7 separate regions of the Homo sapiens genome follow, and regions 1, 2, 3, 4, 6 and 7 are each linked to region 5. The links are chromatin loops, found by intact Hi-C in ENCODE. Cell type or tissue: PC-9. All regions are shown on one strand. Region 1 overlaps RAI14 (retinoic acid induced 14). Region 2 overlaps RAI14 (retinoic acid induced 14). Region 3 overlaps RAI14 (retinoic acid induced 14). Region 4 overlaps RAI14 (retinoic acid induced 14). Region 5 has its middle 130 kb from the start of RAI14-DT. Region 6 has its middle 47 kb from the start of RAI14-DT. Region 7 overlaps TTC23L (tetratricopeptide repeat domain 23 like).

The links. Peaks named below come from ENCODE experiments on the same cell type or tissue, not always from the same donor. Only the 100,000 strongest peaks of a DNase experiment are listed, where the experiment ranks them.
Region 1: a loop joins it to region 5, with 8 times the contacts of the local background. A loop is called at or near these places in 3 of 110 quality-filtered maps.
Region 2: it touches region 5 in a loop (3-fold over the local background); 19 of 110 quality-filtered maps call a loop at or near these places.
Region 3: a loop joins it to region 5, with 7 times the contacts of the local background. A loop is called at or near these places in 5 of 110 quality-filtered maps.
Region 4: it touches region 5 in a loop (5-fold over the local background); 11 of 110 quality-filtered maps call a loop at or near these places.
Region 6: it touches region 5 in a loop (5-fold over the local background); 10 of 110 quality-filtered maps call a loop at or near these places.
Region 7: a loop joins it to region 5, with 13 times the contacts of the local background. A loop is called at or near these places in 89 of 110 quality-filtered maps.

The regions. Positions count from the first base shown.
Region 1 is chr5:34,735,031-34,739,030 of GRCh38, reverse strand. All of the region lies in intron 2 of RAI14 (retinoic acid induced 14), which reads right to left. Among named protein-coding and RNA genes, the nearest start is that of RAI14, 81 kb to the right of the region's middle. RefSeq lists enhancers at 1,783-2,322, 2,329-2,829, 2,830-3,330. In PC-9, no CTCF peak of the experiment used is centred here; DNase peaks (open chromatin) are centred at 2,150 and 2,906; H3K27ac peaks cover 2,097 bases.
Region 2 is chr5:34,820,237-34,824,236 of GRCh38, reverse strand. RAI14 (retinoic acid induced 14) reads right to left here. Exons shown (of 18, transcript NM_015577.3): 14 at 2,387-2,505; 15 at 1-1,281. Among named protein-coding and RNA genes, the nearest start is that of TTC23L, 17 kb to the left of the region's middle. In PC-9, no CTCF peak of the experiment used is centred here; no DNase peak of the experiment used is centred here.
Region 3 is chr5:34,715,790-34,719,789 of GRCh38, reverse strand. All of the region lies in intron 2 of RAI14 (retinoic acid induced 14), which reads right to left. LOC124900960 (a long non-coding RNA gene) reads right to left here. Exons shown (of 3, transcript XR_007058730.1): 2 at 3,569-4,000; 3 at 1-3,001. Among named protein-coding and RNA genes, the nearest start is that of RAI14, 61 kb to the right of the region's middle. In PC-9, no CTCF peak of the experiment used is centred here; DNase peaks (open chromatin) are centred at 1,919 and 2,269; H3K4me3 peaks cover 1,872 bases; H3K27ac peaks cover 4,000 bases.
Region 4 is chr5:34,685,063-34,689,062 of GRCh38, reverse strand. It overlaps RAI14 (retinoic acid induced 14), which reads right to left. Exons shown (of 18, transcript NM_015577.3): 2 at 2,108-2,191. The coding sequence starts at 2,143. Among named protein-coding and RNA genes, the nearest start is that of RAI14, 31 kb to the right of the region's middle. In PC-9, no CTCF peak of the experiment used is centred here; a DNase peak (open chromatin) is centred at 2,112; H3K27ac peaks cover 2,493 bases.
Region 5 is chr5:34,521,206-34,525,205 of GRCh38, reverse strand. No RefSeq gene overlaps it. Among named protein-coding and RNA genes, the nearest start is that of RAI14-DT, 130 kb to the left of the region's middle. RefSeq lists an enhancer at 1,652-2,175. In PC-9, CTCF peaks have their summits at 1,695 and 1,899 (motif pointing left); DNase peaks (open chromatin) are centred at 855, 1,915, 2,375 and 3,115; H3K27ac peaks cover 3,241 bases.
Region 6 is chr5:34,607,442-34,611,441 of GRCh38, reverse strand. No RefSeq gene overlaps it. Among named protein-coding and RNA genes, the nearest start is that of RAI14-DT, 47 kb to the left of the region's middle. In PC-9, no CTCF peak of the experiment used is centred here; DNase peaks (open chromatin) are centred at 2,011 and 2,421; H3K4me3 peaks cover 287 bases; H3K27ac peaks cover 2,528 bases.
Region 7 is chr5:34,896,577-34,900,576 of GRCh38, reverse strand. It overlaps TTC23L (tetratricopeptide repeat domain 23 like), which reads right to left. Exons shown (of 11, transcript NM_144725.4): 10 at 3,702-3,807; 11 at 66-1,187. The coding sequence ends at 3,799. Among named protein-coding and RNA genes, the nearest start is that of RAD1, 17 kb to the left of the region's middle. In PC-9, CTCF peaks have their summits at 1,888 and 2,092 (motif pointing right); DNase peaks (open chromatin) are centred at 2,136 and 2,746.

The sequences.
Region 1 (4,000 bases), 210 kb before region 5:
AGATTTACAGACTGTCTACAGCACAGATGAGATATACCGCAGGCTGTATACAAGCCCAGAAGCTTCAGCTGCCACCATACTTATCCAGAGAATAACTGATTTTTAAGCTACTAAGGAGGTTTGAACTTAGGGGAAAATTCATCCATATCTTGAGCAATGTATCGATGTCCCATCAAAATAAACTGCAGAATATACAATTAAGGGAAAACTTGTATCTGCATAGGAAACTGTGGTAAGATGGTATCCTCAAGCTAGAAATTTCAGGATATCTCTTAGAGTGTTAAGTCAGAGGGGACAAATTTGAAGGAAGGCCAATTGGACCAGTGATGTCAACAAGCTGCCTTCTTGTCTGCCAGGAAAATGTCTGGAAGAGATCCCAACAAAATCCCATTCACAGTTCCTAATTCAGAGGAATAAAGGGTGATGGTGAGGGTATGTCAAGTCTACCTGATTCCCACTTGGTGTCACCACAAAAGGCACCACACCAACAGCACACCAAGCAAACAAGGGAGGCCAAGAGTACAGGTGTGCGCAGCCAGTGCCAAGGTGCCCAGCAAGAAAAGGGCACTGCTCCCATGAATTCCACACTGCTCCTGGCAAGGAAAAGAGCATCTGGCAGTCACCTCCAATGCACATATTCCTTGGGTGACAGAATTCTGAATTAGCAAAGTGTAGAAATAGCAAACTGTAGAACAATAACTACAGCTTTTCCTTCCGCTTTTTTATTTTGGACAGAAATATTTGGGGTTTTGTTTTTGTTTTTTTAAATTTTAGAGATGGGATCTCACCGTGTTGCCCAGGCTGGTCTCAAACTCCTGAGCTCAAGCAATCCACCTGCCTCAGCCTCCCCAAGTGCTGGGGTTCAGACATGAGCCACTGTGGTCGGCCTGGACTAAAATATTTGAATACAAATCTTACAACTTCTAATAGACCCCATCTCATTCCTCAATTCCATAGCCCTCCCTCTATAAATATGAGCAGACAGAAATGGCACAGTTCCTAAGAAAAGCTTTAGCAGTCCAAAAGAAGAGAAGTTCTTTGAGGAATCAGAGAACATTTGTTCCTGCAAAACAGAATGACTCTAAGAAACCAGACAGGTTTTCTAATGTGTGCTTTCAATTAGATTCAGGAAAAAATATGTCCATGACACTGCTCTAGAAAACAATCTGAAATCAGAAATATGCCAAATTTAAAATGTGTTGGAAGCAGCAAAGAGCAGATTGAGGAATCCAGATAATTTTGAAGCTTTTTTTGGTTTTGTTTTTTGTTTTTGAGAGAGGGTCTCACTCTGTCACCCAGGCTGGAGTGCAGTGGTGGGCTCATAGCTCACTGCAGCTTCAACCTCCTAGGCTCAAGCTGTCTTCCCACCTCAGTTTCCTGAGTAGTTGAGACTACAGGTGCAAGCCACCATGCCCAGCTAATTTTTAAATTTTTTTTTTTTGTAGAGATGAGGTCTGTGTTGCCCAGGCTGGTCTCAAACTCCTAAGCTCAAGCGATCCTCATCTTGGCCTCCCAGAGTGCTGGGATTACAGGTGTAAGCCACCGTGCCAAGACATCTAAAGAACTTTCTCCTAAAGGTGGTGATCTATTTGGAATGAGTAACAGGTAGTAATTCCAATAACTCCATAATTACCCACAGTATTTTTAAAAACCAATCTGTTCTCAAGACCTTCCTTCAAAATTTTACGCTAATACTACTTTCCTTAACTTGTCAAAAATCCTTCAAGCCCAGCATAAATGCCAGCACCTTCAGCCTCAGCACATCCTGCACTACATTAGGAGTATCTGTGTGCTTACCTGGCCTCTGAATTGTTCTATTTAGTATCCTGGCTGTACCAACCATTTTGGCACCAGAGACCAGTTTCATGGAAGACAATTTTTCCATAGACCAGGGGCCGGGGGAGATGGTTTTGGGAGAAAACTGTTCCACCTCAGATCATCAGCAATTAGATTCTGATAAGGAGTACTCAACCTAGATCCCTCACATGATCAGTTCACAGTAGGACTTGCTCTTCTATGAGAGTTTAATGTTGCCACTCATCCGACAGGAGGCAGAGCTCAGGTGATAATGCCTGCTTGCCTACCACTCACCTCCTGCTGTGCAGCCTGGCTCCTAACAGGCCACAGACAAATACCAGTCTGTGGCCCAGGGACTGGGGATTCCTGAATTACTCAATCACTAGCAGGAATTCTGCACATTATAGACAGCAAAGTAAAACATGGCAAACATTGAAAAGATCATTCTTACAAAGAAAGTTGTCGATGTAACCCTAAAGAACTCTGGTGTTTTTTCTCACTGTTATCTCAATTTGTTCAAACCCACATTCTGGCTGGGCATGATGGCTCATGCCTGTAATCCTAGCACTTTGGGAGGCTAAGGCAGGAGGATCCCTTGAGCTCAGGAATTTGAGACCAGCCTGGGCAACACAGTGAGACCTCATCTCTGTCAAAAACAAACAAAAAAGCTAACCCACAATTGACACAGACTTTTAAGAAAATGCTCTAATTTAACCTGAATATCAGTCTACTTAATGAACGGCTTTACAAAGCATTTCCATAACTATGGAAATTTAGGGCAGTTTGGAATTAAAAAAAAAACAAAAAACACTTGCCATTTTGATTTTTATTTTGAGATGGAGTCTCACTCATTGCCCAGGCTGGAGTGCCTGGTGGAGCGATCTCGGCTCACTGCAACCTCCGCCACCCGGGTTCAAGCTATTCTCCTGCCTCAGCTCCTGAGTAGCTGGGATTACAGGCACACGCCACCATGCCCAGCTAATTTTTGTAGTTTTAGTAGAGACGGGGCTTCGCCATGTTGGCCAGCCTGGTGTCGAATTCCTGACCTCAGGTGATCCGCCCGCCTTGGCCTCCGAAAGTGCTGGGATTACAGGCGTGAGTCACCGCGCCCAGCTGAATTTTTCTTATACATTGCAAAGCACAGTCCAGCCCTGCCCCCTACCAAAAGGTTGAAAACCACCTATCGAGACCTGCTGTGAAGTTTAAATGAGATAATGCATAAAAACCATAGTATGTGCCTTGCACATATTAACTGCTGAGTAAAAGTTCACTATTTTGTCATGATCACTTGTATCACGTATTCTGCACTCTGTGAGGTCCTATGAGTACCACAGGAAAACCACAGCCAAGTTTCCTAACTCGCAGAGCTTATAGGCTGATACTGGAATTGTACAGACAAAAAGATGCAGTCCTATGACGGCACCATTTCTCTGCATGCTAAAACTCCACTCTAATTTATCAAGCTCTAGGCACTTAAATAAACCCTGCCGAATTAATTTCCCTGAAGCACTTCAATGATTCCAACAAATTACAAAATAGACCATAAGATGAATAACATTTGGAATTTCTTTATACAAGTTAGAGTGTTCACATTTTCTAGTTTTCAAGATGATGACTACAACAACTTTCAAAGTTACTTGGAAGATTTATGTTGTAAGAAAGGCACTTTTCCAAATTACCACATGCATTTGTAAATGCCAAGTAATATTTAGTGCATTCAGTTGTTGAAATATAAGCCAGATTGTGAAACTTACTAAAAGCTTTTACGTACAGAGACTTTAACACTCAGAGATGATGAAAAATGTAAAAAAATCTTCAGTAATTAAGGACATAGGACACCTAAAATGCTAAAGACCTGGTGTAAGTATATATTCTAGCTTTTCATTAAGTTTGATAGTATAATTTCTTTACAAAACTTTTGCATATATAAACAAGATTCACCGTAAACAAGTTTCAAAGATACAGAAAATTTAAAAATAAAAATGAAACCACTATCAGTCCTATCACTCAAGAATTACCCTGCCCATTTTTTCTATCAGTCCATATTTTTTCTATGCATATAGCAAATATTTTGCTCAACAGCCCAGTTTTCTCACCAAGTAACATATGCTGAACTTTCTTCCTATCAATAAAGAGCTGCATCAACATTCTTTAAAGCTAAACGATATTAAACATCTAGGTTGCCACCAGGTTTTCATTATAA
Region 2 (4,000 bases), 300 kb before region 5:
ACTCTCTAAGGATGACTGGAGTTTTTCATAGGAAGACCGAGGTACCATTGCATCAGTCATAGCAGCTTTCTCTTCTAAGAGTTGTTTCTCCAGCTTTGCTACTTCCACTTCCTTGCTTGCAAGGTGTTCCTTAAGATTGCTTATTTTTTCTTCCATCTCTTTTGCTGCAGTCCGCAGCGTGGTTATCACTTGCAAATGTTCTGTGATAGAGACAGAGTTCTCTTTTTGTGCATCCACCAGTTGTTTGAGCTGGGTCAACTCATTCAACACTTTTGAATACTGAGACTTCATTTCAGACAGTGCATCTTCTGCTTTAGCCCTGGACACGTTTGTCAATTGCATCAGTTTCTCATGCTCTGCTTTATGGATATATTCAGCTGTGACATCCTCTAGAGATTTCCTCTTCCTGTAATCCTCCAGCTCAGCCTGGGCTTCTTTGTACAGCTGTGACAGCTCGCTCACCTGTTTATTGAGTTCATCTATCATCCTATTCATGGCTTCTTTCATGTCCTCAGCTTCATCACTGGCTTCCTGTGTCATCTGACTTTTTAGTGTGTCTTTTAATTTCATGATTTCTTCTTGGGCTTCTTGGTATTTCTCAAACAAAAATGCTTTCTCCTTATTCATATTCTCAATAACAGAGCAATATGAACTTTTCATTTCCTCGTACTCTTCCACAGGTGGCTTAATCACTGTACCTTTCTCCCTCTCTACCAGTTTTTCCTCTAACTCTCTCACTTTCTCTTTATTTCTTTCACTTTCTTCTAATGCATTCTGCAGATCCTGCTTTAGCACATTTATTTCCTCTTCCGTGACCCTCAGCTCGTGGAAATGTGAATAATTATCCATGCTTTCAGGTGAGACAAGACCGAGTTTCATCTGCTTCTGCACACTAAGGACTTCTTTCATAGCCTCCTCGTATTTGCTCTGAGTTTCTTTAAGTTTCTGGCTGAGGTCAGAGCTGTTCTCTGAAATCTCAGTGTTGTTTAAGCATACCAGTTCTGCCCTTCGGGATTGGAGTTCGACCTGTAGCTGTTTTCTCTCTGCTTCAGAGCTCTCTAATCTCTTCTGTAGATCTTGCAAAATCTCTTGCAGTTGCTGAATTCTGACATCATTGTCAGTAGTGGATTTACCTAAAGAATGTATTAAGACAGATGGAGATGATTTGGAGTCTGGGGGAGAGGTTTCACCAGGTTTTCCCAGGGATGGGCCCAAGTCAGTTTGGGTGGAATGGTATGAGTCAAAGCTTAGGTCTGCTTCCGCCTCCTTGGGTGATTTGGCCTAGGAAAAAAAAGCAAGAATTAAATGATATCAAAGGTCAGGAGATTGAGACCATCCTGGCTAACACGGTGAAACCCCGTCTCTACTAAAAAAAAATACAAAAAATTAGCCGGGCGTGGTGGCGGGCGCCTGTGATCCCAGCTACTCGGGAGGCTGAGGCAAGAGAATGGCGTGAACCCGGGAGGCGGAGCTTGCAGTGAGCCGAGATCGCGCCACTGCACTCCAGCCTGGGCGACAGAGCAAGACTCCGTCTCAAAAAAAAAAAAAAAAAAAAAAAAAAAAAAAAAAAAAGATACCAAAGGCGTGGTTAGCTAAGCAAGCAACTAGAATGAGAGGAGTAAATCCGCAACTTTGGTACGGGAGAGTAGCATGATCACTTTGCCTGTGTATTCTCATGCCATGAAAAAAGACAGTCTGGGACATGAGTGGGACTAATGACACAAAGCTTGCTTTGGGTTCTATTGGGACAGACGATTTGTGTCACTTTGAAAACACTAAAATTGTTTTCTCTACAAAGCCTCCAATTCAAAAATTTCCTTTATTTCTTATATCATTCTACTTGCCAAGAGGGGTAATGGATATATAGTACAGCTATTTCTTCTTCTTATTTTTTGGTACAGCCATTTCTTATCAAGTACTTAAACCTGTTAAATGATCAACTTTACTAAATGGATAATATTTTATATATATATATATATATATATACATACACACATACATATATAATTTAAAACGTAAAATTTTAATATATATAAAATCAAAATATAAAATTATATATTATGCATCATTCTATGCATATAGTATATTTTATATAGAATTTTTTCTATAAATTTTGTTTTATTTATATAATTTATTAAACATATAGAATATTTAATACTGATCATACTATGTGTATAATTATTTATAATTTACCAGTTGAATAATTTACAGAAAGAGTTAATGAATAACACTCTCATGAAACAAATAATCTGAAACTATAAGATGCTTAAAGCTAATATTTAAAAAGAAACTAATGTACACATTTAAAACAAAATACATCTGACTACTGAAAAGACCAAGAGCTTGACTCTACAGAATAGTCCATGATAGCAATCTATTTATATACCTGTAATTTATCTTGTAACTCCTTATTGTGTAAGGTAAGGGAAGCAACTTTTGCTTGCAATAGAGAGAGAAGATCTTGTTGGTCAGCTTCAGAACTTATATCCAATAAGCTATCAGCACCTTGGGAAAGAGAAAGCCATTTAAAATATAAAACAATTAAACTCTTATTTCTCTAACCTGAGACAAATTCACTTCCTAGCCTAATCCAGTTCTTCTTCCTGGCCCTAATTATAAAACGCCCTAGCAGCTGGATGGGTGAACTAAAATTTTCATTTTATATAGAAAGGAAACTGGGGTTTCCTTACTGTGGTATTGCTAGCACAATACTAGATACATGTGTACACAAGGCAATCTGAAAATTGATGAATTTGGTCATATATTTCCTATTCATTTGCTTAAGTGTCATATCTTGGTTGTTTTTGGTTCTTCCCTGTGCCTTGTAAGTCTCAGTTATGTGAATCATTTTAGAAATGTCTCTGGAATCTGGTTTATTTCTTTCCCCCTACCACCATTACTGTAGTTAAGACTTTATCACCTTACTTGGAAACTCTGCAAACAGCTTCCCAACAAATCTCTGCCTCTCTCTTCTTCCCAGTGAAACTGTAGCCTGCACAGCAACGTCAGACCAGTCTTCCTAAAACATACTTTGATTGGGTCATTCCTCTGGGTCAAGTGCTTTAATTGTTTTCCCTCCAAAAATAATCTCCAAATTCCTTTATCTGGGTTCAGGCCTCTATGATTTGGCTCCAGTCTACTTCTTCAGGTTCATGACACTGCTACTTTTCTAGATTCCTATTTTCCTCAGATTCATGGTTCCCATCACACCCTCTACATTCTCAACACACGGCTGATTCTTTCATTCTTTATCCACAGGATTGCCCTGCAGAATCTCTCTGCCTAGAGAATTCTTAAGCATCATGTCAAACTTTGCCCAGTCCTTAAAGCATTCAAAGACCACCCTAGCATGAAACTATCTTCTCTTCTCTGAATCCCACAGTAATCCCTGTTGGTAAACCACAACTTTCGGACATCCTACTGATTATCATGCTGAAATTGCAACTTAAGGAGTGCTATTCAAGGTGCTCACAGAGATAGCAAACTTCCTCCAGAATGCAATGCAATGTACTGCTTCCTTCATCTAGAAAGTCCTACAAAAGATATGTCAGCTGAACAAAACAATGTGCTTAGTGAAGTAACTGTGTGAATTTCTGGTCCAAACTTAATATTATTATTACTTTTTGAGATGGAGTCTTGCTCTGTCACCCAAGCTGGAGTGCAGTGGCACGATCTCGGCTCACTGCAACCTCTGCCTCCCAGATTCAAGCAATTCTCCTGCGTCAGCTTCCCAAGTAGCTGGGACTACAGGCATGCTCAATAATTAACTATTACATAAAATCTCAATAATTTTATGTAATAGCTAATTTTTGTATTTTTAGTAGAGACGGGGTTTTGCCACATTGGCCAGGCTGGTCTCGAACTCCTGACCTCAGGTGATCTGCCCACCTCGGCCTCCCAAAGTGCTGGGATTACAGGTGTGGGCCACCACACCCAGCTCAAACTCCTTAATTATTATAAGCTAGTAAATACTTTACCCACACTTTGAAAAGCACTGATC
Region 3 (4,000 bases), 190 kb before region 5:
CACCTAGCATATAGCGCAGAGTTCAGTTACTGACATGCCATTGACCAGACATCTAAAAGCCAGCTTTTAGATGAAAACCCAGGCTCCAGTTCAAAGCTAGAAGGTGACACGTGCCCTGGGACAGAGTTCAGATACTATATTTCAGGTCTTTGTGTTAAGGTCTTAGCTTTTAGTCCAGCGTGCAACCACGGTAACTCAGGGAAGAGCAGTGCAAGGACATTCAAGGAGTCCCTTTCTATAAATTTACAAACTGCTCACATACCGTGGCAGAGATTTTCCACAAAGGGTGCGGTAAGATTTCTGTTCCCATATACTCTCCAGAACCACCTTGCATCAAGAGGCATAATCTATTTCTCCTCCCTTTGAATATGAGCGGGATGTTGTGACAATCTCAATGGATGGAAGGTGGCAGAAGCGATGCTGTATGATTTCCAAGGCTAGACCATGACAGGGGATGGATGAGGTTTCCGTTTAGCTCTCTCAGGATGTTTCCTTTTGGAACCCAGCCACCATGCTGTGAGAAAGCCAGGGCCAATGGGGCACCAGCGTTCTGGCCAAAAGCCTCAGTTAAGGTCTTAGGTGACAGCCAGCATTATCCGTCAGATGCTGAGGGAATGAGCCACCAGGTAATTAGCCCCCATCCTTTCAGTCTGCCCAGCTGAAGTTCCACAACACGGATCAGAGACGAGCTGTCCCTGTTGTACCCTGTCCAGAGAATTGGTGAGTGTAATAAAGATTTGTTTTACGCCACTAAAAGTAGTAGTCATTTGTCAAATAGCTCTACTAACTAGAACATACAGTACCGGCTAAATGAATGCTCAGAGGCAGAAAGAATTAACTTATTGATTTTCATCTTGTGCATTACTGGTCTTGAATCTGTCCTGGAGGTGGGGAGAGTAGGCAAGAAGTGGGGAAAAAATTTTAAGTGCCACCTTTCCTGCGCAGGCACTATTCATGGTACAACAAAACTTCAATTCCTCCAAAACCCCTAGGAGGTTAAGTCTTCATAGGAACTGATCTCCATTTTAAAGACGAGGAAGCTGGGGCACAGCAAGGTTTAGTAACTTACCCAAGATCATACAGGATGTGGTAGAGTTGAAATTTGATCCCCTCTCTGCCTGACCCAAAATTCACAATCTTTTGATTCTCCCAGTAGATCCCAACCTGGGGGCTTTGGCCCTGAACTGAGAACGGGGGAGGGCAGAGGAGGGTCCTCAGTTTGGTGGGGACGAGAAAAGATCCTGAATCCCTGAGCACCATTGTGTGTAATATGCTACATACACACAGTTTTCAAATATAGTAAGTTCCATGATAATTGTAATTCAAATCCACTTAATACATTTTGATCTCACCATTATGTGTCTTCTCAACCAACAGATAACAGAACAGCTAAAAGTTCTTAAAGATCTGTGAACTCTGTGTATGTTAGAACAGGTTTCTCATGTTTAAAAATGTTGAGAACCACTAACCACGTACCTTATGGTGTGTAAATTAACATTCATGCCTGATCAGTTGGACAACTGTGTTACCACAAGAAAACACAAGAGTTGTAAATCACCAAATTCATCTGCATTTATTTACTGAAGGTGGTTACCACGTGTTCTCTCTTAAATAATGGGCAGCCACAATTCACTAATTTGCTAGCTGTTGTTCCCATCGGGCACTGGCCAGCATTCCGTCCTGAGGAAATGATGATATACTGTGCCTTCCCATTTTCCACACCCTGCAGCCAGTGACAGTGATTGTGGTCAAAAGAGAATGAGCTTTTCTCCATCCTCTCCTTGCCTTGCCTCTGTCCTTTAGGATGTCCTACTGAGTAAACATTCTGCTTCCCTCTGAAAAAGAAGCTTAAGAGCAGGGTTGGAAGGATGTGGTGGTGACAGGCTTGGGAACAACTTCATTACCCATGAGGAATGTAGAGCAAGTTCACTGCCCTCCCTGAGAAACAGGAGCCGGATCTGTGCTCATGAGGAAAGAATGCCAGTACTTAAAGCCTTCTTCTGACAAAAGACCAACAACTTCAGCAGAGTTCTTTGCCCTCACATTCACAGGGGATGTGGAGCAAAAGACACAGAGCCACCCCTCAGCCAGCAAAAGACGGGCATGGGTGGGGTGACTGGGATTTGCACTCTCTTCCCACATCTGTCTTCTTCAGTTGCAGTAATCAGAATTCACATCCTTAAGGAGGCCTTGCTCAGGGACTACACGTCTTACCTTGTAACCATCCCTACCCCTGCTCTCTTGCTGTCCTTAAGCTCTTGAATCACTGCATTCCACAAGGATTCCCCCCCGCCCAAAATGGGCAAGTTAAAGGAGGGGAATTACAACATCCTAATGAAGTCGGTTAGGGTCAAACAACTAAGATATTCCGCCTCATAAAACTGCATTGTATTAAAATTGCATCCATATTTTTAAGCCTATATTTCTATATACCAAAACCCATGATTTCTACTTGTAAGCTGTTCAGCTCTGGTTAAATGAGGAAAGAAGAAATTAAGAAGTGTGCTTTTCAAAATCTTGATTCTTATTATCATTAACTTTAGCATGCCAACAATTCAAAGACTTTTTTGCGGTAACTCTTTAAAATAAATAGTCTTAAAATGAACCACAATTAGTCACAGTATAAGTCATAAATGAAAGAAATGCATGTGTTTTATCCTACTAAATGCACAACTAAAATCCATTACACACAAACACACACACATGCGCACATACACATACATAATGCTGAATATATAAACATACAAGTTAAGATTTATATACTGGCCACCAGCAGTGAGAGAACATTTCTCCTGACCATAATAAAGAAGCAGCATTTCACCTATTACAAAAAATACATTGTGAGGGGGATGAGGCTGCAGCCTGCAGGATCCTCCATCAATCTCCACTAAAATCTTGAAAATCTACCAACCACAGTGGAAGGCAGAAGAGGAAGAAAACTCTTCTCCATGGATTTCTGGCCTAACCAGGGTCTCTCCCTTTCCTCTCAAAGAAGAAAGACCTAGAAAGCAGGAGAAAAGAGTGAAAAGATAAGAAACGTGCGAGAGAAGACATTTTGAGAAATTAACCCAAAACTTGACCGGGCGCAGTGGCTCACACCTGTAATCCCAACACTTTGGGAGGCTGAGGTGGGTGAATCGCTTGAGGTCATAAGTTCAAGACCAACCTGACCAACATGGCGAAACCCTGTCTCTACTAAAAATACAAAAATTAACCAGGCATGGTGGCACGCACCTGTAGGCTCAGCTACTTGGGAGGCCGTGGCAGGAGAATCACTTGAACCCAGGAGGTGGAGGTTTCAGTGAGCCGAGATTGCACCACTGCACTCCAGCCTGGGCAACAAAAGCGAGACTCTGTCTCAATTAAAAAAAAAAAAAATTAACCCAAAACTTGTAATTAGCTACCCACATGACAAAAGCTACTGACCACTCCTGACTTTCCTCAGCATCTTTTCTGGATGGAGGCAGATCAGCTGACCCAGGAGGTACAGGGGAATAGCCCAAAGGGAACTGTCACAGCCAGGGAGCCTCAGCCTCACCTAGATTATCATGTACAAATTTCCACTCACCTCAAAAGATGTAGGCATGTAAATCCACCTATACTTGTCCTTTGAAATCTGTGCATTTTTTATAATACCGAATATTTGCCTATTTGCCTTGTCTTTTGCCACAAATAACTGCAGATGTATGTTATCAGGCATTTCCAATGTTAGAGTTCTTTACAGATTTCAAATTCCTAGAGGACAGGAAATATGGTTGTTTTTCTTGCACTGTACTGTAACTACCCACATATTGCATACAAATACATAAATTCCTGCCAGGAAATGCTTTTTCTTTTTTTAAAAAAGCCTCATTTCCTTTAAAGTGTCCAGTATTGTAAGAATTTTGGGAAGACTGATGATTACATCTTTATAACTGAGGTTAACTGTGATTCACTCATTCACTCATTCATTCGACAGTTTTACTGACCACCTCTTATGTGCCAGGCTGGAGAATGAGCA
Region 4 (4,000 bases), 160 kb before region 5:
GCTCTTGAATCAGACTGCCTTAGTGCAAAAACTGGTTCTAGAACGTAAAGTTCTAAGAACCCAGACAAATGACTGCATGTCCCTAAGGCCTTAGTTTCTTCGTCTGTAAAATGAGCTTAATAGTAATACCCACCACATAAGATTTGTGGCAAGATTAAATGAATTTCACATGAAAAGCTTAGTATACCTCTGGACATTTGGTTAATACTTCCTAATGGTTAATTATTATTAGCATTATTATCATATGGTTGATTAACAAACTAGGCTTTGAAATGTTTTTGTTGTTGTTGTCATTTTTTATTCCCTCCATTTAGCTGTACGGTTCTGTGCTTGGGGAAACAATTTGGATGTGGAGAGCCATTTGAAATTGTTGGGCTCCATTATACCAATTTCCTCCTCCCCAGGCTCTCCTCCCCCAGGTCTGCTTCTCAACATTTCTTCTCTTAGCACTAACTGCCAAAATCATAGCCTTTTCTGCTGCCAAATCCCAGAGCTTTTACTAGTGTTATTACAGTGGATTTTTTTAAATCATGGAAATATTTCAGTTTTTCTAACTAGATTCCAGCAACACCCTCCCTACTGCCACCAGTTTTTGATTTTTAAACCAAAAGTTTATGTGCCTATCATTCCTCTGGGCCCCTGTTCATATATATATGGAAGTCTAGACTGATGAAATTTTGCTAAAAATAATCTTAACCTATGTAAATGAAAGCTACCTAGATTCCCTTGGAATAGAAAAAGACATTTGTTAACCTGGTCACAAAATTTAGAAACCCCTATCTGCTGAATTGGGCAACATTTTCCATTTAATTGCCTTTTTCTCCTTAGCTGAAAGCCACGGGAGATATGTAGGCTGCATAACATACAGCCAGCAGACGATGAGGTTGAAGGAGGTTTCTCGGAAGTCGGATGACCAGGACTTTCACTCTGGCCAACAGCTAGTTTTCTGTCTTTGTCGAAGTCTCTTTGCACTCTATGAGTTTTATTTAATTTACCTAAAGGATAAGAAGGTAAGATCAACTTTTTTCATAACGCTTCCCAGTTCTTTCTTTAAGTGGGTCGGTATTTTACCATCATCCCATAAGCATCTCATCTAGCCTGGGTTTTATCAGGGCAGTAAGTTACATGTCATGATGCAGCCTCAGGAGATAAGCTTCAGCCAGAAGTAGGTATGCAAGTTACATATCAGCCATAAAAGACACAGCCTCCATTTATTGCAAAAATGCAGCTGTGCCAAGCTGTCAAAATATAATTCACGGCAAAGCAATAAAATCCAGGTTCATCTTTAATTACCTCGCCTGAAATGATAGCTGAACAAGCCCATTTTGAGAGTGACATACCTTGGCTTCCATCTAATTCCCTTCCATTAATTTCTCCCACTCCACAACTCTGCTCAAAGTATCTGGAATGCAGCTAATACAAGACTGGGATCATAGAAGGGTTTATGGGGTGACCTTTTAAAAAAATATTATCGTGTACAACCCCTCTGCTATGTTTTTCTCCCTCTTCTCCTGGGGGAGACTTTATTTCATAACTCTGACATCATAACTGCTTCCTCCAATCCAGAGTCTTTTATGGATTGGTTAGATAACAAATGAGTACGAGTCCCTGGAATTCGGGGGGAGGAAAGGTACGGGCAGCAGTAGATACCATTTTACCACAAAACCCTTAACAGAGAGTTGAACACGTTTCCTAAAGCCAAAGATGAACCATGCTAATATGTCATTCCTAAACCACCCGCATGAGAGAGACTAGCTTCTTCTAAAAACGACATTCTGAATCAGGATTTCTGGCAACTTTAGAAATGTTGAGGTTTTTACTGATTCTTCCTTTGAAGATGTTTAATGTGACGGTTCCTTTCTCTACAAGGCACAGATCCCCAAAATTAAAAATAAAAATAAAAAAACATTGTTTTTGAAAGCTATGCACACAAACAGCAAGGAACCTAGAGCATGCCATCTACAGAAGCTACCCTGAGCTGGGGCCAAGAGCACTTGAGTGTCTGTAGTTTATTAACCCAACAGCGCCTTATCAAGGTGGGGAGGAGCGTTTCTGCAGCTCCATGGAGAAGAAGGAACAGCCAGACTGTGAGTCACCGCATACTCACGTCACTCTTCCTGAACTTCGCTTTCAAGCTCTTCATGTTTAGTGCATTCAGCCTTCCAAAGCTCTAGAGGAGACTTTTCAACACCTAAGCAGAGAAAAAAAGGACATATGTAGGTTTCCAAATAAGGTATTCTCTCCTGATTGGATTACAACTTGGGTCATGGGAAGGAGACAGAGCAGGGTTGCGTTGGGAAGGTGGTCAGTTAACAGCTGAGGAGTGGTAAATAACATATTTCCACTTACGATATACTTCCTAGAAGCTTCTGACATTTTCAAATTAACCAAAACCTTAATTTTTTCCTTCTTATTAATATTTATTTTAATTGACAAATAAAAATTGTATATACTTTTATGGTGTAAAACATGACTTTTGAAATATGCATATATTGTAGAATGGCTAAATTGAGCTAATTAACATATGCATTGCCTCACATACTTATTATTTCACTGTGATGAGAACACTCTAAATCTACTCTCAGGAATTTTTCAAGTATACAATACACTAACTATAATTACCATGTTGTACAATAGATCTCTTCATCTATTCCTCTTAACTGAAACGCTGCATCCTTTGACCAACATCTCCCCATCCACCTCCCCCAACCCCCCACTCCCACATCCCCACCCCTGCTCCTGGTAACTTCCATTCTGTTCTCTGCTTCTCTGAACTGGACCTTCTTAGATTTCTATATCAGTGAGTTCTCAAACATTAAAAGTAGAGCAAGTCTAAGTTACTGCTTAACTGTCACTGTACAAAATGCTGTATCTCTATGTTCAAGTCATTCCTCAACATATCTTCTGTGCTGCAATCATGCCATCCACCTCCTTGTGAAAAGTGATGAGGAAAACAGTTCATATTCCAGATGCCACTCATTCCCTATTTATTTTTCTCAGTGTTTGTTCCCGTCTCCCCTCCCCAGAATGCACAGGGCAGTTAGTGAAAAATGCCAGGAACAACAAAACCTCCCTCATCAAATAGCTCATTCCTCAGGGGGCCTCTCTAAACAATGCAAGACTCTCAGGGTCTTGTGGGACTCAGCAATTCTGAGTTGAGCTGAATCTTAAGCAATCACTTCATTTAACATGGGTCTGTGGTCCCCTGGAAATGGAATGTAATTATCTTTTAGCAAGTATACATTTACATTTTTCAGGGAGGAAGGTTCTGAGTTTTCACTGGATTCTACAAGGTAGTTGCCACCCTTCAAAAGTCAAGATTGCTCATCTAGTCTAAGTGCCTCATTTCACAGAAGTAGCAACAGAGCCTCAGACAAGTTTAGAAACTTGCCTGAGTCACAAAGCCTATTCATGATGAGATTCAGAACCAGACCCTAAGGCCTGACTAGTGGCTGAATGTTTTCACTGCCCTATATAGTTTTTTTTTTTTTAATTTCAATAGTTTGGGGGGTATAGGTAGTTTTTTGATACATGAATTTCTTAGCAATGAATTCTGAGATTTTAATGCAACCAATATGTTGTCTTTTATCCCTCACCTCTCTCCCAACCTAGTCCTGACAGTCCATTGTATCACTCTGTATGTTTTTGCATCCTTATAACTTAGCTCCCACTTACAAGTGAGAACATACGGTATTTGGTTTTCCATTCCTGAGTTACTTCACTTGGAATAACGGCCTCCAGTTCCATCCAGCAATGCCCTATACAGTTTTACAACTAAAACCAAAAAGCCAAATCCTGTGCTAAAACATGTATAGACTTTATCTTTTTTTTTTTTCCTTTTTTGTGGCGAATGGGGTCTCACTATATTGCCCAGGCAGGTCACGAATTCCTGGGCTCAAGCTATCCTCTGGCCTCTCCCTCCCTAAAAGCTGGGATTACAGGCATGAGCCACTGTGCCCAGCAAACATGTACAGACTCTACCTTTTTCATTAAATTTGGA
Region 5 (4,000 bases):
TGAAAATCACCAAATAAACTCTGGATAAAGAGTGTAGGCAATGGCCGGGTGGTGTGGCTCACGCCTGTAATCCCAGCACTTTGGGAGGCTGAGGCGGGCAGGTCTCTTGAGCCCAGGAGTTTGAGACCAGCCTGGGCAACAAGGCAAAATCATCTCTACAAAAAAATAGAAAAATCAGCCAGGTAGGTGCCTGTAGTCCTAGCTACTTTGGAGGCTGAGATGAGAGGATCACCTGAGCCGGGGGAGGTCTTAGCTGCAGTGAGCCATGATTGTGCCACTTTACTCCAGCCTGGGCGACAGAGCGAGACTCCGTCTCATAAAAAAATAAAAAATAAAAAAATAAAAATAAAAAGAGTGTGGGCAGTGAAGGACATGAGAACAATGTCTCACCACAGTGATGAGTGAGCCTATCCTTCACATTGAATCTGTTCCTAATTAAAAATGAGTGTTTGGTGGGTAAAGAGGGTAAAGCTAAAAAGATCTGTCCCTAATGCTTTCCCACTGAACTATTGACTTACCCTGACTACTACCTTGTCAACAATTTATCTCCCCTTTGGACATAAACATTGATAATCCAGAACTGATGTTGCTGTGACTCCAGTAGCACTTGGTACTCAGCTGTAATATGTCTGTGATCAATGTTTTCATCGATATGTAATGCTTATATGCAACCTTAGAACCACTTCTTGTTTGAAGGTCTTGAGATGATTATTCATTTGAAGAGGTCAATACTTACATGACAATATCTTATATGACAACTAAAATGGTTTATTTTTGCAGTTACCAGATATGACAACTTAAGACAACATAGTCTGATGGTGGCCTGGGGCCAAATCAGAAATATCTGTTGGGACACACTCCTAGGCTATGAGTGACTCATAATCACTTTCACTGGCCTTGCTGTAGGCTCAGCCACATATGACCTGCTATGTCTCAGAGAAACTTCTCTCCTTTCTCTTCCAAAATAAATCTCAAAACACCCAACACTCTATGTAAGCAAAGCTATTCAGAGCTTCGCAACTCTCTAGCATGGCATCAGATCCTGTAGAAAGTTATAGGAGATACCCTGGGGATTGAAGATGCTGCACCACCTCATTACAAAAGCTTGAGTGCATCTGACTCTCTGGGTCTCCCTTGCTAGCACAAACCACTCAAGAAATATGTGGCTATGAAAATCTACGATCAATGCTGGCATCATTATATTTGATTATTTCTTGGTGTGTGAATATATATAAACACTATATGCTGAGTGTTCCCCATCTTAGGCATTTATTTTGTAAAGTGATTATATTTGTATTTCCTTCATCTCTCACCAGGCAGACAAACTCAGTTTTAAATATATATTAAATCAAATGAAGACCTATAAAAAACACATCCATCAGAATAGATTAGCGTCTACAACATTGTGCTGTAACATGGTTTTTTCAGTGTGAATCTTGCTTCGAAAGTAAAATGTTGGAAAGCTTTGTTTAAATCTACCAAGCAGGAAAACCAAATGAATACAAAACAAAATCTCAGCTGGCCAATTGTTTCAGACCCAAGACCTGTTCTATTTATTGTTTTTGTAAGAAATAGTTGCCTGGAACATCATTTCTATGGCAGAAATAGTGTCAAGTTCCTAAGGAGAAGAAGTAGGAGGAAGCTCTAAGTGTAAACACCCAAACAGTGGAAGGAAAACCACACATCACTTACTTTGAAAACAGTAGCTGCTTGGGGCCATGATTTTGACGAATCATAATGAGCACTCACAAATTGATTTAATATTAAAATGCATCCAAGCAGACTTTGAAACTATAATTCTCTGACAGTGGATGGACTGATGAAACTCACCAGGAAGGCCAGTTACTCAGGCCTGCGATGTCTTCGGTTATTGAAGACATGTGATTGCCACCTAGCGGCCAACATTAACTTCACCTGGAAGGTCGAGCAATTCTGCAGCCCACTTTGCCCAATGCATAAGGACAACAGTACCAGTCTTTGTCAGTACTCAATTCAAATTCCTTAACACTTCCTCTTTTATCACATCTCTTTGTTCTGTGTAAGTCACCTGTTTACCATCTCTAAGACCAAACATTTTCCTTCACTCCATGTCATTAGTCCCAGAGAGCCTAAGAACCTATCTGCAAAATTCCCTCCATAGTTCTCATTCCATTTCCTTTTTTTTAAACCACAGTTGTTCTATTGGTAAGAAGAAGGGCTCCTGCCTTCATTTTCTCCACCCAGCTTCTTCCACTTTCTCTCCTCCTATTTCACGTCACAAGACACAAGGGCGTCTTGAGAGAGAGGCTTCTGAAAGAAAGCTTGGTAAGGATAACTGAAAACCTGAGAACAATAGTGTCAGAGGCTTTTGAACCAGAGCAACTCCATCTTGAAGAGGGGCTGGGTGAAATAAGGCTGAGACCTGCTGGGCTACATTCCCAGGCAGTTAGGCATTCTAAGTCACAGGATGAGACAGGAGGTCAGCACAAGGTACAGGTCATAAAGACCTTGCTGATAAAACAGGTTGCAGTAAAGAAGCCGACTAAAACCCACCGAAACCAAGACGGTGGCGAGAGTGACCTCTGGCCATCCTCACTGCTACACTCTCACCAGCGCCATGACAGTTTATAAATGCCATGGCAATGACAGGAAGTTACCCGATAAGGTCTAAAAAGGGGATGCATGAATAATCCACCCCTTGTTTAGCATATCATCAAGAAATAACCATAAAAATGGACAACCAGCAGCCCTCGGGGCTGCTCTGCCTATGGAGTAGCCATTCTTTTATTCCTTCACTTTCCCAATAAACTTGCTTTCACTTTACGGACTTGCCCTGAATTCTTTCTTGCACAAGATTCAAGAACTCTCGCTTGGGGTCTGGATCCAGACCCCTTTCCGGTAACAGCAACACTCCTGTTACTTCACCAAGGAATTATAAGTAAATATTTCTATGTTACCAAGACTGACAAAGTTCAAAAATAATAATGCTGATAATACAGCTGTTTGTGGTGAAAATAAGTGGAAAATGTGTTGGCCAAGCTGGTCTGAACTCCTGACCTCAGGTGATCCACGCCTTGGCCTCCCAAAGTGCTGGGATCACAGGCATGAGCCACCGCACCCAGACCTAGTTTAGTCTTTGTGTTGACAAAGCACAAAGATGAAACTATTTGCCACGCCCCTCCTTCACCACAACTGGACCTGCTCTAACCTCCTCTCTGCCCTGGTCTGAGCCTTGGATCCTATCACCTTGGCTCCCTTGCCTTGGTTTCTTGTTAGGTAGAATCAGAGCCAGGCTCCATCAGGAGAATGGAGGGCAGGAGGAAAGAGAATTAGGGTGGAGGGCAGAGGATGCCAGGGTGTCCTGTCCCCCATGCTCCCTCCCAGCTTTGAGCCTTGCTTCTGGCAGTGACTCTGTGACTCCCGCTTCTGGTAGAGGCCTCACCATGGCTCCAGGCCTCACCGGGCTCCATTTCCTCTCTCGTTTCTTCCGATTTAGGGGAGGTAGCAGCTTCCTGCCGTTGCTCCTCTCTGGGTCTTCATCATCTGGTTACTCCTTTCACCCTGTGCACCTCTGTGATTAAACTCTCTTCATCTAAACCACCTGAGTTGAATGATTTCTTCTGCTGGGATCTTGATACAGTTCCTATTGTTTGTTTTCCTTTTAATCCAGTCTGATTTTCCCTCTGTGCATCTGAACACATATTATTTGAGATGGAAGCTGTCACCTGGGCTCTCGGGGCGGGAGGGGGGGAACACTCTGACTTGTTTTGTTTATTTATTCTGGAGTGTGCACTTGCTAATCCACGTACCAGAAGACATATGTACAGTGACCTTACTTTTCCAATTAAGTGGACCAAAAGGAAATTTTCCTTTTTTTTTTTTTCTTTTTTGAGACAGAGTCTGGCTCTGTCGCCCAGGCTGGAGTGCAGTGGCGCGATCTCGGCTCACTGCAAGCTCCGCCTCCCGGGTTCACGCCATTCTCCTGCCTCAGCCTCCCAAGTAGCTGGGACTACAGGCGCCC
Region 6 (4,000 bases), 86 kb before region 5:
GGATGTGTGATGTACAACATCTTTAAAGACAGATCTCCCCTGTGGGTTGTAGATGATGCTCCAAGAATACATTCTAATGTCCGGAAGAACCATTACCCACTGACATGCTGGCAGTCATTTTCAGGGACTAGTGGCTTGGGTCTGTGGTTTATTTTCCTACACAAAAGTGCAATGGATTATATAACCTTTACAGTGGGCAGTGTTAGAATTCCCATGGTACGATGGCTTATCCTTTTAAAAATGTATTAAATATAAATGAACCATTTACCATTAACCATAGTATATATTGTTTTCTTGCTTTCATCTTGTGTCTTCTTTCCTTTTCTCGTCTACACACCACTGTTTTCTTTTTCCAACCCCTTGCCTACATACTTTTCTTTGCCTTAAGAGCTTATGTACACATCTCTTTTTGGTTTCCTTTGTAACAACTCCAACACATTTCCTTTTATGTTTTGATTTTTTGCTTAGCTTTTTCTCCCTTGTTTTTTTCACCTCCCCCCAACCAAACCATGTTTATTTCCATTTTTCTCTCAATGGTCTAATTTCTCTCCATGCCTGTCACATTTCACTGAGGTTTGCTGCATGATTAAAATGAAGGAAGCCTTTTCTTCTCATGCTTAAAAAGGAAACTGCCCACTATATAGTTTCAGCTTATCCTAAATGACTGCCTCCCTTGAATAGGATCCCTAGCTCTTTCTTGCAAAACCCAGCTCAAAGAACAGCTTTGTGCTCTGTATAGAACACACCAGGGATATGTAGGTTCAAGCTATGTTGTTCTGAATTTTCAGTGTTGCTTTGTTGAACATTAAGAAGCCCCTCATCACTAGTGTCACCTCTTTCTCTCTCTGCTTCTGCCATTTACAGATGTTTTCAGCTGGCATTCACCCTGCTTGTCAAAAAGGAAATTGGTAGCCCTAAACTCACTGTGTTAGTCTGTATTTTTTGCACTGCTATAAAGAAATACCCAAGACTGGGTAATTTGTGAAGAAAAGAGGTTTAATTGGCTCATTGCTCTGCAGCCTGTACAGGAAGTTTGGCAGCATCTCTTCTGCATAGGCCTCAGGGAGCTTTGACTCATGGTGGAAGGCACAGCGGGAGCAGGTGTCTTACATGGCAGGAGCAAGAGGATGAGGGAGAGAGGGAGAGGTGTCACACACTTTTAAACAACCAGACCTCACAATAATACACTCACTCACCATCACAAGAACAGCACCAAAGGGAGATATCCACCCTCACGATCCAATCATCTCCCACCGGGCCCCACCTCCAACATTAGGGAATAGAATTCGACATGAGATTTGGGTGGGACACAGATCCAAACCATATCATTTGCTAATCAGAACCCAGAAGATGTTTAAAGGGAGGTGTTAACCTCAAACTATCACCCCTAATGTCTCTCTCGCTTGTGGAATGAAAAGAATGTGAAGGGGCATTGAAAAAGAATTCTGCCACAGTGAATGGTTGTTAAGATGTGGCGTGCATGGTGAAGAACTCACTCTGCTTTTTTATTTTATTTTTTATTTTTTTGAGACAGGGCTTTGTTCTGTTGACCAGGCTGGAGTGCAGTGGTGGGATTTTGGCTCACTGCAACCCCTGCCTCCTGGGCTCCAGTGATCCTCCTACCTCAGCCTCCTGAGTAGCTGGAATATACCATTATGCCCAGCTAATTTTTATATATTTTTTTGTAAAGACAGGGTTTTTTCACGTTGCCCAGGCTGGTTTCAAACTCCTGGATTCAAGTGATCCTCCTGCCTCAGCCTCCCAAAGTGCTGGGATTACAGGCGTGAGCCACCACACCCAGCTGTTTGTGAGTCTTTAATCACGGAACTTGTTTCACTCTGGGAGACTCTCTAGAACATATATATCCATGTGAGGGGGACAGCCTTTGCTTTTTGAGATCTTGCTCAAGTCCATTCTTAAATGAGTGTGCTGGGGAAAGGATAATATAAATCCTAAAAGACAGAGTATCTCAGACTCTCCAGTGAGTCATTTCCTCATTCCCATTAATTGGCTTAGACCCAACTATAGACTGGAATGCTATTTTTATGCATTCGTTCACAACTGAGAGATCTAACACAAGGTTTAAGTAACAGAATCTGCCAATTTGAAGAAGAGAAAGAAAATGCCTTACTGCATATTCCAGTAAATTAGGCTGACAATATGTTTCACATTTTGAAATAATTTTTGCCTTCTAAAACATTCATATATAGGCTGAGAATTTTTGGGGGGATGTAACACTGCTTGGAGATAAAGGGGATATTCTCACTACTATTTCCCTCTACTGTGGCTTCCTTGGTATATTTTTTCTTTGTGCTTGACTTTTTTATGGTGGGGTACATTGAAGCTCTATCAGACACAGTTGCTGTCTAATAAAATGTGACTCACCTCTCCATTCCGTTGTAAAAGTTGAAATGGCAGTAACTCAAGTGTGTGGCTGACTCAGTAATTGGCCAGCATAGCCTTTATTGAAATTATCCTGTAATCTAGAAATTAGAAGTTAAATAGCCCATGAAGTCATCCTGACCCAGCTGTTTGGGGCCATGGTAAGAGTCTCTTCTGGAACATTTTTCTATTACCCCTTCAATTTGGTTTTATAATTATCAGTCACGCAACCACACTGATCATGAACTTGGCAAATTTCTTTTCTAACTAGCTGAAAAACTATAGAACATATCACCTAGCAGCAGAGCACATCTTCTGAGATAAAGTAGCAGTTATTTCTTCAATGAAATAACAGATTGGAGGCCGGTCCATAAAACTCAGGAAAACCTATAGGAAAGTTATGGAGATTGTGCTTGAAGTTTAATCTCGTCAGTGTCTAGTGGAGTAACAAGGTTTATCATGAAAGAAAGTTTGTCAAGGTGTGATGCCTGGACTAGTGGTGAAAGGTCGGTATGTCTAGGGGAAAGAATTGAGCCATCTGACTGTCAATGCTGGGCATGGGAAGACTAGAAGGGGGCAGGAAAGGGAGCCAGCCTGGGAGATTTGGGCAAAGTGAAGTGGGCTCAGTGGGCATTAGTTCCAAAAATGCAGGTCTGGCCATGGCTGCTCATTCTCTGCAAGATGAGCTCCAAATCTCTCGCAATGGCAAAGTGGACTATTAAGATTCTACTCACAGGCATGGTGGCTCAAATCTGTAATCTCAGCACTTTGGGAGGCTGAGGCAGGTGGATGGCTTGAGCCCAGAAGTTCTAGACCAGCCTGGGCAGTATAATGAAACCTCGCTGTCCCTACAAAAAATTAAAAAATGAGTCAAGCTTGGTGGCACATGTAGTCCTAGCTACTCTGGAGGCTGAGGTGGGAGGATCCAGTGAGCCCAGAAGGCAGAGGCTGCAGTGAGCCAAAACTGCGCCCCTGCATTTCAGCTTGGGAGACAGAGAGAAACTCTGTCTCAAAAAACAAACAACAAAAAAAAAGATTCTACTCCACCTCAGTGTTTGTTTCATCCCTGATTCCTTGATCATTCTGTTCCCTCTAGCTAGAATACCTTATTCCCCTGTCTACCTGGAATATTTGGATTTGTCTTTTGAACCTCAGTTTAGCTCTCATCTTCTTCAGAAAGTTTTCATTGAACCCACAGATAGAGGATTCATGCTTCTGCCAGGTGCATGCTTCTATTGCTTTACTTATTTAAAGCAGTGTGATTTATATATTTACTTGATTTATTTGTCTACTTCCTATAATGGACCTTGAGCAACCTAAGGATAAGCTTGTGTCTTTATTCATTTTTATGTCTGCCATGTCTAGCACAGAACCTAGCACATAGTAGAAGTTCATTGCATTTATGGAGAGTGAATGAATGAATGAGAGAAGAGGCATATTTTTAGTACAGTTGTCTCTCCGTATCCATGGAGGAGTGGTTCCAGGACTCCCCTTGGATATCAAAATCCATGGATGCTCAAGTCCCTGATGTAAAATGGTGTGGTATTTGCTCATACCCTACACACATTCTTCCTTATCCTTTACATCATCCCTAGATGACTTATAATACCCAATGCAA
Region 7 (4,000 bases), 380 kb before region 5:
AGACAATGTAAACTTAACGGAATCAATAAATACAGTAATGTAAATGTATTTCCTTATTTTCTTTCTTTTTTTTTTTTGAACAGGGTCTCACTTTCTCATCCAGGCTGGAGTGCAGTGGCACAATCTCAGCTCACTGCAGCCTCGACCTCCTGGGCTCAAGCAGTCTGCCTTCCTCTGCCTCCCAGAGTGCTAGGATTACAGGCAATGAGCCACCACACTTGGCCCCTTATCATTTTCTTAATAACCTTTGCCTTTCTCTAGTTTACTTATTGTAAGAATATATTATATACTATACATATAACATACAAAATATGTGTTAATCAACTGTTAAGCTTATCAGTAAGGCTCCCAGTTAACAGTAGGCTATTAGCAGTTAAGTTTTGGGGGAATCCAAAGTTATACAAAGATTTTTGACTGCACAAGGCATTGGCAGCCCTAGCCCCTGCATTGTTCAGTGGTCAACTGTAGTACATGAAAGTGTTCACCAATAAACTCCTTAGGTATCGCAGAATTTTTTAAAAAGTCAGAACTGAAAGGAATAGAGTTAGAAAAAGGGAAATGGAAGGTAATGGAGTTCCAGTGACACAAAAAACTAACTTAAAGCATGTGACTAAAAGATTTCTTTCCCCCAAGTCATAGATCAGGATCCTAGTTGGGTTTGTTTGTTTGTTTTTTGTTTGTTTTTTTTGAGACGCAGTCTCTATCTGTCGCCAGGCTGGAGTGCAGTGGCATGATCCCAGTTCACTGCAACCTCCGACCCCGGTTCAAGTGATTCTTCTGCCTCAGCCTCCCGAGTAGCTAGGTTTACAGGCATGTGTCACCACGCCCAGCTAATTTTTTTTGTATTTTTAGTAGAGATGGGGTTTCACCGTGTTGACCAGGATGGTCTCAATCTCCTGACTTCATGATTGGCCTGCCTCGGCCTCCCAAAGTGCTGGGATTATAGGCATGAGCCACCGCGCCCAGCCAGGATCCTAGTTTCTAATGGCTCTTGGGTATTTCACCTGGAATGCTGCTGCTAAGTGGACCTTTTTTTCCCAGAGTCCTTAATAAAAAACCGTTGTTTTAGATCTGCCACTGCTATCAGTGTTGAGAAACATTTTGTGGTCGAGAATTTTTATCATCAACAAGGTTGTCTTTATTGTTGGCTATCCTGTATAGAGGTTTTCAATTTGATAACAGAAGACCTAGAGGAAAGGAGAAAACCATTTGAGCATTTTTCTTGGTTCTTGCCTTCTCTTCCTCCATAACTGGCCCTGCCTCCCCCAGCAGCAGATCTCATTGCCTTACCTGAGCCAAAGGCTGAACTTAGCCTGAGGCGACTGTGTCACCATTATTCCACCACATGACTATACTCTCAAAATGCTGGCTCTTCTAATAGGCCTCTAAAATCTTACTAGAGTCTCGGGTTTTCTTCCTAAACAGCAGGGAGCTCTTCCCTTGATTCAGATGGCAAACCAGGGATATTTGAGCCACCTGGATTGTTTAAATCCCAGGTGGAAAACTTATCTAATTTAGGGCCTTTTATATAGTTGATGATTTTCAAGTGGTTTCTTCTCACGAGCTCGGAGACTTACAGCCCGAGGCCCTGTGAAAGATCTCTCTTGCTTGTTTCTAGCCGTTGAGATGTCTGTCCTCTGATTTCCCATTACTGAAGGAGCTGAGCAGGAATTTGATGTATTATGATCCAAAAGACTGCTCCAGAAACACAGTTACTATTAAGTGTTCTTTAGTCACCTCCTATTTCTACCTCAAGCCTGAAAAAAGTGGTTTTCATAGCCCTTTTTTTACTTGAAAAGAATATTTGTTCTGTAGAATATGAAATACAAAATTTTATGAACTTGGGGTTTCTATGCAAGTTGCACTAAAGACAGGCTCATTCTCTATTACTGGACTGTATAAAATATAGAAAGCTATCTGGCACTTTAACTTCCTTTGCAGTAAACCAGGAGATAATGAGATTCCAAATTAGCTGAAGAAATAGGCACAGATTAAGTTAGTTGCCCAGGGGTCTCATAAATTCAGAGGTGGGCAAAGAACTGTAAGAGGGCTGCATCTCTGCTAGGGATAGTAAGTGGGAATCAGCCTCGGGCCTACTTCTGTCGCACCACAAGGTGGCAGGATTCCCCTTGTCTGAAACCTGAAAGGACAACTGATTTCCATAGTGTATATATTATCTTTGAGTTTAGGTGACTGTGTCAGACTGCTTGTCTATGAGACTAACAGTGTTTCCAGAACCTGATAAGTCTATATCTTTTTCGAGATGTTAACCAGCAAAATATTTTCCACATCAGCTTGGTAGTAGCTTTTCAAAATATTCAGCCCCTATCTCCGTTTGCTTCGTGCAACAGTGGTGCCAGTAGAAGGTAATAAAGTCAAAGACCAGCTTTCAGTAAAACTAAAAATAGCTGTTACTTAGTACATGATTACTATGGGGCCAGGCACTCTGCTAAGCACTTTACATATAATGCATTATCTCATTTATTCTCACAACAACACTGAGATAGGTACTATACTTCATCCCCATTTTATAGATGAAGAAACCAGGATTGCCCATAGCTAGAAAGTGGTAGTCCTGGGGTTTGAACTCAGGCTTGCCTGTCTCCAGAACTACAGCTCTTAACCACCATGAATCAAAAAGATTAATTCATAGGGATGCACTGAAGTCATATTTCTATGATCAGATTAAATAGTTGATGAGATAATCATAGTTCATAAAGACTTTATGTCCTAAAGTGGGGCCAAAATTCCTTACCAAACTGCAAAAGTATTCATGTATACCCTCAGGGCAAGTATACACTACACCCTTTGCTTTCAACAAAACCAAACCTTAGTTTCTCTACTTTGATTCTAAAGACAGGGCAAGGTTTTATTTGCCAAAATTTAAATCACTGATCATTTCAAAAAGACTTTAGGTATGTAAAATACAATGGTTTCTAAAAAACTGATTTGCAGCCAGGTATGGTGTGTTCATGCCTGTAATCCCAGGACTTTGAGAGGCTGAGGCGGGAGGATCACTTGAGCCAAGGAGTTGGAGGCCAGCCTGGGCAACATAGTGAGACCTCGTCACTACAAATTTAAAATATAAAAATAAAAATGTTAAAAACCTGATTTGTTCCCAACATGCCAATAAGGAAGGTTTTGTATATATATGTATTTTTTTTAATGTTTAATTTTTTTTTTATTTTTCTTTAGGAGACAGTCTTGCTCTGTTGCCCAGGCTGTAGTGCAGTGGCACAATCTCGGCTCACTGCAACCTCCACCTCCCAGGTCAAGCAATTCTCCTGCCTCAGCCTCCCGAGTAACTGGGACTACAGGCGCATGCTACCACGCCCGGCTAATTTTTTGTATTTTAGTAGAGACTGGGTTTCACTGTGTTTCCCAGGCTGGTCTCGAACTCCTGAGCTCAGACAATCCACCTGCCTCAGCCTCTGAAAGTGCTAGGATTACAGCATGAGCTACAGCACCCAGCCGAAGGTTTTGTATATTAAAAGTCCTGAGAAGCCCTTCAGAAAAGTAACCTGTGTCACTTTGTTTAAACCTGTTTTTTTTGTTTTTTTTTTTCCTTAAATGATTTTTGTCTTTCTGCTACAGAGCCTTTCTTCCTCCCCCAGAGAACTGGCACACATCCCTTGGAATCAGCATTTCTTGCAGCCCCTTTCAGGACATGCTGCCCTGTACAACAGCTGTAAAGTACTTACCATTCCTCCATACACTGCCCTCTGTCATGCTTCTGTGCCTTTGTATGTAGAGTTCCTTCTTCCAGGAATGGCTTCTCTTCTCCATCTGGATGAACTGCTACTTGTCCTTTAAGAAATGGCTCAAATGTCACCCTCTCTATGAAGTGTTTTCCAATTCTCATAGATTGTCTCTCCTTTCATTGCACTGAGAATGCTATTCCAGAACTTAAATTTCATGTTATTATTTCTTCATGTTTTCTCTTACACTAGAATGTTGTCCCCTTAAGATTAATGACCATGTTTTATTTATCTTTATTACC